2 separate regions of the Homo sapiens genome follow, and region 1 is linked to region 2. A link is an interaction called in ENCODE POLR2A ChIA-PET data of the cell type or tissue named here. Cell type or tissue: Panc1. All regions are shown on one strand. Each heading gives the region's core, and the rest is flanking DNA. Links, peaks and the distances in the headings are about the cores only. Region 1 holds the start of INHBB (inhibin subunit beta B). Region 2 overlaps TFCP2L1 (transcription factor CP2 like 1).

Region 1 (5,361 bases), core at 84-5,083, 870 kb before region 2:
CGCGCGCACATACGGAGATTGTGCGGCTTTTTTCCCCCTTGGGAGAAAAAACGGGGAGAGTAAAAGAAGAGAGACCAAAGAGAAGAACTCCTCCTCGGCGAGCTCCGCACTCCGTGCCGCGGCCCGGCGCGGGGACGCCGCCGCCGCCCGCCCGCTCTCTCCCGGCCCTGCGGCGGGTGCCAGTACGAGCGCGAGCGAGGGCACTGCACCCGGGGACGCTGCGAGACTTTTCGGCGCTCGAGCCGACCTCGCCGCCGCCGCGGCAGGCAGAAGAGACAGGAGCGAGAAGGGCCCTGCCTCCCCCTCGCCTTCCTCGCCCGGCGCCCCGCGCCCGGCCGGGCCGCGCAGGCAGGCGGAGGGAAGGAGGGAGGCTGCGAGGAGGCGGGCGGAGCAGAGGCCCCGGCGAAGCGCGCTGCGGCCGCCCGCCCGTGGATGCGGCGCCCAGGGATCCTGGAGACAACTTTGCCGTGTGACGCGCCGGGAGGACTGCAGGGCCCGCGGCCGAGGGCTCGGCGCCGCCTGTGAGCGGGCCCGCGCGGCCGGCTCTCCCGGGCACCAAGCTTGCTCCGCGCCACTGCCCGCCGGCCCGCGGCGAGGACGACCTGCCCGTCTCCGCCGCCGGCGGCCCTTCCTGGCGCGAGGCAGTGAGGGCGAGGCGCTCAGGTGCGAGCGCGGGGCCCCGCCGCAGCGCCCGCCGCAGCGCCGCGCCAAGCCGCGCCCGGCTCCGCTCCGGGGGGCTCCAGCGCCTTCGCTTCCGTCTCAGCCAAGTTGCGTGGACCCGCTCTTTCGCCACCTTCCCCAGCCGCCGGCCGAACCGCCGCTCCCACTGACGCTGCTTTCGCTTCACCCGAACCGGGGCTGCGGGGCCCCCGACGCGGAAAGGATGGGGAGAAGGCTGCAGATGCCGAGGCGCCCCGAGACGCCCGTGCGGCAGTGACCCGCGACCTCCGCCCCGCCCGGCGCGCCCCTCGGGCCCCCGGGGCCCTCGGCGCCCCTTCCCTGCCGCGCGGGAACCCCCGAGGCCCGGCCGGCCCCCTCCCCCTGCGAGCCGGCGGCAGCCCTCCCGGCGGGCGGGCGGGCGGAGGCCCGGGCGGGCGCGGGCGCGGGCGGGGGCGGGGCGGGGCGGCGCGCCCGGAGCCCGGAGCCCGGCCCTGCGCTCGGCTCGACTCGGCTCGCCTCGCGGCGGGCGCCCTCGTCGCCAGCGGCGCACCATGGACGGGCTGCCCGGTCGGGCGCTGGGGGCCGCCTGCCTTCTGCTGCTGGCGGCCGGCTGGCTGGGGCCTGAGGCCTGGGGCTCACCCACGCCCCCGCCGACGCCTGCCGCGCCGCCGCCACCCCCGCCACCCGGATCCCCGGGTGGCTCGCAGGACACCTGTACGTCGTGCGGCGGCTTCCGGCGGCCAGAGGAGCTCGGCCGAGTGGACGGCGACTTCCTGGAGGCGGTGAAGCGGCACATCTTGAGCCGCCTGCAGATGCGGGGCCGGCCCAACATCACGCACGCCGTGCCTAAGGCCGCCATGGTCACGGCCCTGCGCAAGCTGCACGCGGGCAAGGTGCGCGAGGACGGCCGCGTGGAGATCCCGCACCTCGACGGCCACGCCAGCCCGGGCGCCGACGGCCAGGAGCGCGTTTCCGAAATCATCAGCTTCGCCGAGACAGGTGGGTCCGGCCCTCCGGCTGTCTGCCGCGGTCCCCGCTCGCTCCCGCTCTCCCTCTCCTTGCTAGCTCCGGCTGCCACCGCCGCCACCGCAGCCCGCGCGCCCTGGGGCAGCCTGGACTCCCGGCAGAGCTCCTTCGGCCGTGGCCCTGCGCGCTCCGCCCGGGTTGCAGTCCTCTTCCCCCAGGCCGCAGACCCTTGCCTGCTGCCTCAACCCCCCGCCGCCGATCGCCTGGCCCTCCACCCCTGCTCTCCGGAATCGGGCCCCAGCGCCTCTGGGCGCGCGTCCCCCTCCCGGCAGATGCGCGCGGCCCTGGCTCTGCGGGCACTTGCTTGGTGATTGCTTAATGTTTTTGTTTCCCACGATCGGAGTGTAGGCTTAGCAGTGTGGATGGAGATGTGTGTGCTTGTTGATATACGTGGGCCGGAGGAGAGAGAGAGTGTGTGTGTATCTGTGTGTGTGTCTGTGTGTGTGTGTGCCTGCGTGAGAGGCCCCTGGGGCCGCTTCCATCACCGGCGGCGTGGGCTTGCCAGGATTGCTGAAGCCTCGCTGGGGAGAGCTAGGCAACCTCTCTTCCGATTGTGTGGGCACCGGAATCGGGCGGAAGGCAGGCTTCTCAACAGGTCCATCATTTACACAGAGAAAGCCGCGGTTCGGGGACAGCCCCGTGCCTCTCGGCTTGCCTGGCAGCTGCAGCAGACCCCTCGCCCGAGAGGCAGAGTCGTAGTTAACAAAGGGTATGGCTCCTTTCTGGAATCCGCCCCCCCCCCCGGCCCCAGATTGCAAATCTCTAACACTGTCTAAATATAAAAATCAGGGAGAGAAAAATCTTTCGGAACTTTAAAAGAAGGAGAAAAATGTGCCCGCGCCAAAATGCTGCAAGTGCTTTCGACTCCGCTGTCCTTTTCAGGACTTGAATGAGCCAGGCTGGCTTTTGTGCCTGGAGCTCGGCCCCATTTGTGCCGAGGGGACTGCGGAGAAGGTCGCAGAGGGGGAAGCCCCGGTGCAGTTAGGGCGGGGGCAAGCGGGGAGCCTCGGTGGGGGGAGCGGTTGTGCCCCTGGCTGCAAATGCCCCCCACCCCACCAGGCAGCAGGCAGCCCGGGGATGAAAAGGGATGAAAAGTTTTGCATGGCCGGGTGTGGAGAAAAGCAGAGACAATCGGGGCTGGTTTGTGCTTAGAAAGAAATGCATTGCCGTTTTAGCTGTCCACTAAAGTGAGTCAGGGAAAGCTCGCCATGCAATTAGAGGGCTCGGATTAAAAGGTGCTTTGGGGCCCAGAGTTAGAAATGTGATTCTGGAAGGTCGAGGAGGCCTTTTGGTCCCGGTGGCACAAAATGACAGCGGGGGCTGTTATATTTCTGGTCCGTTTCACGGAGCCAGCTCTTTGACTTATAAATAACAGATTCAGGTCACAGGCAGCTCGTCCAAGACCAGCTTTTAAGGCTGCAGTTTCCCCCATTTCAAAGTCAGATGTCAGTGTTATTAGAGGAGCCAGGCGAGGCCTGAGGTAGGGGCTTGGGAGGGGCATGGTGGGAGGTTTGATAAAACCAGCCCTGACCACAGAGTTTCATTATTTGTTCTTCCTGAAAAAAAAAAAAAAAAAAAAAAGGAAAGAAAAACGTAGATTGTCAGAGGCAAGGGTCACCGGAATGTAGGATGAGAGGGGAGTCATCTCTTGATTGGCACAGCCTCCTTCTTGTTGAGCTGAATTATTGAGAAAATTAACTAGCCAGCTCCCCTACTCCTTGGGGATTTTGAACGTGCCATTAACAGGGAGCCAGAGTCTTGTCAAAGGATTGGACCTCAAGTTTTAAGGCTGAATGTCCTGTCCCTTGAAACTATTCTATAAGGGCTAGGCTCTGCAGCCTGCAAAGCACACGTTCCTATGTCAGAAACCTGAGCAGAGCCTGCTTGTTTGCAGTGGAGGTTCCACTGGGGGTTGGATCACATCATACTTAGGTAAACACTGGAAAGAGGCGGTAGGTGGCTCAGCTTGATTTTGCAATGCGCTAAGTTAACCAAAAAAAAAAAAAAAAAAAAAAGCCCTACTAAAACCACCCACCCCAAAATCCTCCCTGCGATCCTGGTTTTGTTTTTCAGATTTCACAGATACCCATAACAACTTGTTAAGATCTTGGCCCCCTGACAAGTTCTTCTGTTGTGCTTTGAGGCCTGACAGCCTGTCTCCAGGGAGCCCTGGCCTGGGAGAGGTGAGGCAGGATTTTATAGGCGCGGACCCTCCAGCCCCAGCCTGGTCCGGGTTTCTCAATGAGAAACGATTTTCTCTGCCTCTCCCAGGTTACAGTCAGAGGCCCTGGCCCCAAGAATGGTATTTCTGGTCAGTAACGTTTTCCAGCTGTGTGGCGAGTTGCATTCCAGCATCCTGCAGCAGAGAGTGTGTTTCCCCCATTGCCTTGTGTTCTCCTTGAATTAACTTGGCTCGCCCTTCCCCTTTTCCGCAGATGGCCTCGCCTCCTCCCGGGTCCGCCTATACTTCTTCATCTCCAACGAAGGCAACCAGAACCTGTTTGTGGTCCAGGCCAGCCTGTGGCTTTACCTGAAACTCCTGCCCTACGTCCTGGAGAAGGGCAGCCGGCGGAAGGTGCGGGTCAAAGTGTACTTCCAGGAGCAGGGCCACGGTGACAGGTGGAACATGGTGGAGAAGAGGGTGGACCTCAAGCGCAGCGGCTGGCATACCTTCCCACTCACGGAGGCCATCCAGGCCTTGTTTGAGCGGGGCGAGCGGCGACTCAACCTAGACGTGCAGTGTGACAGCTGCCAGGAGCTGGCCGTGGTGCCGGTGTTCGTGGACCCAGGCGAAGAGTCGCACCGGCCCTTTGTGGTGGTGCAGGCTCGGCTGGGCGACAGCAGGCACCGCATTCGCAAGCGAGGCCTGGAGTGCGATGGCCGGACCAACCTCTGTTGCAGGCAACAGTTCTTCATTGACTTCCGCCTCATCGGCTGGAACGACTGGATCATAGCACCCACCGGCTACTACGGGAACTACTGTGAGGGCAGCTGCCCAGCCTACCTGGCAGGGGTCCCCGGCTCTGCCTCCTCCTTCCACACGGCTGTGGTGAACCAGTACCGCATGCGGGGTCTGAACCCCGGCACGGTGAACTCCTGCTGCATTCCCACCAAGCTGAGCACCATGTCCATGCTGTACTTCGATGATGAGTACAACATCGTCAAGCGGGACGTGCCCAACATGATTGTGGAGGAGTGCGGCTGCGCCTGACAGTGCAAGGCAGGGGCACGGTGGTGGGGCACGGAGGGCAGTCCCGGGTGGGCTTCTTCCAGCCCCCGCGGGAACGGGGGTACACGGTGGGCTGAGTACAGTCATTCTGTTGGGCTGTGGAGATAGTGCCAGGGTGCGGCCTGAGATATTTTTCTACAGCTTCATAGAGCAACCAGTCAAAACCAGAGCGAGAACCCTCAACTGACATGAAATACTTTAAAATGCACACGTAGCCACGCACAGCCAGACGCATCCTGCCACCCACACAGCAGCCTCCAGGATACCAGCAAATGGATGCGGTGACAAATGGCAGCTTAGCTACAAATGCCTGTCAGTCGGAGAGAATGGGGTGAGCAGCCACCATTCCCACCAGCTGGCCCGGCCACTCTGAATTGCGCCTTCCGAGCACACATAAAAGCACAAAGACAGAGACGCAGAGAGAGAGAGAGAGCCACGGAGAGGAA
Region 2 (5,361 bases), core at 92-5,091:
CATTTTAAATACATGAACATTAGAGAACACAGTAACCGTGCTTCCACCCAGCACGGGGAGGCTGCAGAGAGGCACCCCAAACAGTCCCCTTCTCTTCTGTGGTTAACCAAGCAAGCCCCGCAAAGCTTTTCCCAGCAGAGCACACCCAGCCAGCAATGAGGCCTCAGGACAGAGCCAGCACTGTGACAAAAGAACTTGTCCCACCTATCTGAGAGCATGAGATCTGCAAGTGGGATCCGGACTGGACACCAGGAAGCTCAACCTGGCTCGGGCCATCAGTAGCTGTGGGACCCTGGCCCCCATCTAACCTCCCAGTTGACTTCCTGAAAACTGGGCTAGTGGGGGCCTCCCCATTGCTTTAGGGAGGATCGAGTGAGAAGCTGACCAAATGCGCAGAACACAAAGCCTAGCCTGTTAGCCCCAGCTGCTATCACTACTGTTACTCACGAAGAAAGGAACTGCAGTGGCTGCTGTCTGCCCCTGGAGTGAAGACACCAGGGGTGCACAGAGGCTGGACAAGCCACAGGGGGCTGGATGGCCACAGCCGGACCTCGGACCCATCTCCCGTGGGACTCCTTCCATTTGAGGCTGTCCATCCTCCAATGGCAGATGCAGAATTCTCAGGCCCAGGATACCCTTATGGAGGGCCGGGGGGCGGCCCCTCAAAACCACCAAGCTGAGGCCACTGTGAGCAGTCCCCTTTGTAGCAGGAAGAGCAGCTGGACACATGGGAAGAGGCTTGCAGGCTCCAGAGAAGCCAAAAGGTCCTCAGTCCCCAAGGTACTAGGTGGAGGTGAGATCAGGCTGCCCCTCCCAGGACAAGAGTGTGAGCTGGCCAGGAGGCCACTGCTGCCCACCACTGCTCAAAGTCCTTCTCCACGCATCAACCCTGAGGGACCTGGCCAGGGGATGCAGACCAAAGGCCCAGCGGGTCCCCAGGAACAGGAAGCAGGCGGCAAGAAGGAAAGCAAAGGGCTCTGCATTCCCACCACGAGGCGGGGTGGACTCTGCAGGAGCCAGCTGAAGCACCAGAACCTTCCAAGGGGGGCTCGCCAGCCACACAGGACACGAGATGCGTGATAGGCAGGGTTAATGCAGAAACCGCTCATCTGAATGCTTCCCCTGCTTCCAAGCGCAAACCAAGTCATTTTATTCTTTTAAAAAAGCCCTTACTGTCTGAGGCTTTCTTTAAATAATCCAACAGGGATGGAGGTAATGGAGGTCTGGCTCAGTAGTCAGCAGACTTTTTCTGTAACGGGCTAGACGGTAAATATTTTGGGCTTTCAGAGCCAAGAGGCAAAATCAATATTATGTTGGCGTAAGAGCAAACAAATTTCCACAATTTTTAAATTGATAAAATCCAAAATACAATAATTGAGTACATATTTTTGGTAAATACATGTCTACTAAAAATAAGAATTTTTTTTTTTGTGATGGGGGAGAAAACACTTCATTGGGTTCAAAGATAATATTCCCTATCATAAATCAGTGGCATAAACAGCCAGTGGGCCAGGTGGGCCCACCGTATGCTAGCTGACAAGGGCAGTCACACACCGGTAAGTGCTGATACAGGATGAGGGGTGCGGAGCTGAGGATGTTGTTCTCTTTGATGAAGGCCTGAAAACTTCCCCTGGCCCCTGCTGCCCACCTCAGGGCTCCTCAGGACGAAGGGCATGAGGACAGGTTCCCACTCTGGCCCTTCGCTGGGGGACATGGTTTGGTTTCCCCATCGCCAGGCTGGCCAGCTGGGGCCCAAGCACTGACCGTCCTTCCCCACCTTATCCCATCAGCTGCCCTGCACAGGAGCAGAAAACCCATGCCTCAGAGCTACTTCCTAAGGACACTGCCTCTAGAAGGCCCTAAAGTGGCAGAGCCGGGGATGGCAGGTGCAGCCCTGGCCACTAGCACAGCAGTTGCCCTCAGATCTGTTAGCTGTGACCCATAGATTGGGGGAGGGAGGAAAGCCAGGAGGAGCTTTTGCAGAAAGGTCTGGAAGCTAAGTGGGGGTTTCAGGAGCTCTCAGGGTGCCCCTGGGCAGGTCCCAAGGAGGCCTGGGGTGCCTGACCAGCGCCTCACTGGCCCTCAAGCCCTGTCCCTAAGGGGCGATGGGAAGGAGGTGGCAATCAGAAGAGGGTACAAACATTTCCTACCTGCAACCCTGGACCGGTAAGATGACACAGAGCATGCAACCCGAGCGGAAGTGCCTGTGTGAAGCCAGTCATGTGGGAGACCCGCTCTAGAGACCTTGCCCTGCTCTGGGGGCCTTGCCCAGTGCCACTTACACTGTCTAGAAAAGCTAAGGCCACCAGCTTCATCCACTCTCCAGGAGGTCACACAAGATCAAAAGAGGATCATCGAGCTACCGAGGGAGCCTGTTTTCCCCAAATGCGAAGGGAACAGCAGTCATCTCCACACCTTGCCAAGCTGAGGCTGCTTCTGGCTGTGCTCATGGCAAATTCATGGGCAAGGGAAGGAACCCAGGTACACATGTAAACACGCACATGTGCACCAATGACACAGACTGTGCCTGCACTGTGTCTGGCCCCTGGCTGGCAAGGAATATCTGGGAGCCCCCATAAGTTTGCGGAGGAAGTAGTCAGCCCAGTTAGGAGCTAGGGCTGATTCCCAAAGACACGATGGACACAATCTGACCCATGTCAAGAAGCATGCCGCCTTGCACTGCAGGAGCACTGGTGGCACTGTGTACAACCAGGATGGGCACACGTAAAGGTCTCCTGCCTGTTGTGCAATTTTCAAAGATTTTTTATTTTCAAAAAGACAGAGATGGAGTCTCACTACGATGCCCAGGCTGGTCTCGAACTCTTGGCGTCAAGTGATTCTCCCACCTCGGCCTCCCAAAATGCTAGGATTAGAGGCATGGGCCACCACGTCCAGCTTTTTGTACGATTTTGATGGAGGGAAAAATGGGAAAACCCCTCAGATTCATTTCATGGCAGGTTGGTGCCATCTTCAGAGATCACCAAGCCTGTATTTGTAAGAGGAGGAGATAGAGACCCAGAGAGGCAAAGAGACTCATACTGAGCGAGGGTCTGGGATCTAGGACCCTGACTCTGGGTTCTCTGTTCCTCTTCCTACACCCCAGGCAGTGTCAACATCTAATCCCCCACCCCCGCCCAATCATCCACTGCTTTCTCACCCCCTCTGAGCGCCTAGGGACTTTCTCCCTCTGCTCCACTGACAACAGCCTAAGAGGCTTTTCCGTTTATTTCATCGACTTGTTAATGATTTTCAGATCTTCAGTTACTCAGGCCAGCCCCTGAAGCAATGCTGGACTTGGAAACTTGTGACCCTGGCTGGCTCCAGTCCACTGCTGGTAAAGCCTTCCCTAGGTTAATAGCTCTGTGTAAGGGGCTCTGGGCTGTCTGGGCAAGAGGTCACTAGGGCAACACCTGACCTTTGTTTAGGACCCCAAGTCAAAGCCTCGACCTCCCCACCCCATCCTGTCCTTTCCACAGGCATACCATGCCCCTCCTCCAGCAAACCTATTATTCCTCCATTCAACAGCCTCTGTCCCTTCATCCAGAAAGGACAACCTGGTAAACAGGAAAGGGTTTATCTCAACCTTGCAGATACCCCGCAAAAACCGTGACGACCTAAGAGTAAGGAACTCAGCTTTGGGCTTCCAGTTCAAGATGGTGGCCTGAGCACATGTGTCTGTCTTATTTCCCTCTGGGGTTCACTGTAAAAAGAAGCTACAGTTCAGAAGCCACAGGTTGGTGGGAATGCCCTGGGAAGAGCTGTCCTGCTCAATAGGCCAGCACCTCCGGACTCACAGGAAAGACCCTGGACAGCTGTGGGAAGGGCTATGGCTTTTCTGTATGTCAATCAAATGAAAAATAAAACCTGGAGCTTTAGCTCATCTGACCCCTGTGGAAGGGATGAGCTGCTAAATTAGGCAGCTGAGATATTTTGGTACCAAATTACCATGTGTACTTTTTTTTGGTATTTATTATTTTCTATTCTTTCATAAGCTATAAGCTTTAACTACAACCACGAGAAGGTAAGAAGAGCAGATGCCAGGGGCATGCCAGAAAAATGGAAGACTCTACTAATAGCACACTTAAGGTAACAGACTTTTATTACATCTTCTTTTGGAACTTAGAAGACAATATTAGCCTCCTACACTTTTGAGAATTAAAATTTAGCCCACCATCATTTGGCCTTGGTAGTGACATCACTTGGGTACAGTGATGACAGACAGCCTAAGGGGCTGGACCTCAGAAGACTAAAGGTCTAGTCCTGGTCCTTCCACTAATGGGCTATGGTGACCCTGAGCACATTATTCCACTTCTAGGTGATTCAGTTTCCTCATGACTCATAACAGGAAATCATTGGTCTCAACCTTCCTCCAAGGACTAGTGTGTGGAGCTAGAACATGCACCAAGGAAGACTGGGGAACATCAGAGAGAGATAGGACTCAGTACCGTTGACTCAGGTAAAGAGGGAGACAGCAAGAACAGAGTAGAAAGGCAGCATAAAACTGGTGGAACCAAACACAGACTAAGTAAAAAAAAAAAAAAGGTAAGCTTCCCAACGACACCATGTCCCAGGAAAGAAGATCCAGTAAGAAGCAGAGGCCTTTAGCAAGGATGCCAAGACAATTCCGTGGAGAAAGGATATTTTTCTCAATAATCAGCAGTGGGACAAGTGGAGATCCACAAGCAAAAGAATGAAGCTGGACCCCTACATCACATCATATATAAAAATATACTCGAAATGGATCAAAGACCATTGTGAGAACTAAAAGTATAGTTCTTAGAAGAAAACACAGGCATTAATCTTCTTGACCTTGGATTAGGCAATGGTTTTCTAGATATGGCACCAAAAGCACAAGTGACAATAGAAAAAAAATACGTATCTTGGAAATCATCAAAGTTAAAAAGTTTTGTGTCTCAAAGGACACCAACAAGAAACTGAAAACAATCCACAGAAGGGGAGAACATTTTTACCAGTCATATACCTGATAAAAGACTGGCGTCTAGAATATACAAATAGCTCACCCAACTCAATAATAAAAAGAAGGCTCATCCCTGGTAGTCTAGTGGTTAGGAAAACAGAAAACTTAAAAAAAAAAAGACAACTCAATTAAAAATAGGCAAAGGACCTGGATAGACCTTTCTCCAAAGAAATACGCATGGCCCGTAAGCACAGGAAAAGACACTCAGCATCAGTTGCCATCAGGGGAATGCAAATCAAAACCACAAGATAGCATTTCATACTCATTAGGATGCTAAAAGCAAAAAGACAGATAATAGCAAGTGTTGATGAGGATGTAGACAAATTGAAACCTGGATACATTGCTGGTGGGAATGTAAAATGGTACAGCTGCTATAGAAAACA

What was found. ChIA-PET counts read pairs that join two places held together with the same protein. Peaks named below come from ENCODE experiments on the same cell type or tissue, not always from the same donor. Only the 100,000 strongest peaks of a DNase experiment are listed, where the experiment ranks them.
Region 1: POLR2A ChIA-PET joins it to region 2 with 22 read pairs; 3 of 35 experiments call an interaction of 5 or more read pairs at or near these places.

What each region holds. Positions count from the first base shown.
Region 1 is chr2:120,344,978-120,350,338 of GRCh38, forward strand. It overlaps INHBB (inhibin subunit beta B), which reads left to right and starts at 1,159. Exons shown (of 2, transcript NM_002193.4): 1 at 1,159-1,659; 2 at 4,122-5,361. The coding sequence starts at 1,212. The coding sequence ends at 4,897. LOC105373989 (putative cuticle collagen 91) reads left to right here. Exons shown (of 3, transcript XM_047446882.1): 3 at 1-1,016. The coding sequence ends at 937. In Panc1, for the core only: no CTCF peak of the experiment used is centred there; no DNase peak of the experiment used is centred there; H3K4me3 peaks cover 3,569 bases.
Region 2 is chr2:121,216,874-121,222,234 of GRCh38, forward strand. It overlaps TFCP2L1 (transcription factor CP2 like 1), which reads right to left. Exons shown (of 15, transcript NM_014553.3): 15 at 1-5,361. Among named protein-coding and RNA genes, the nearest start is that of TFCP2L1, 66 kb to the right of the region's middle. RefSeq lists an enhancer at 396-897. In Panc1, for the core only: no CTCF peak of the experiment used is centred there; a DNase peak (open chromatin) is centred at 4,348.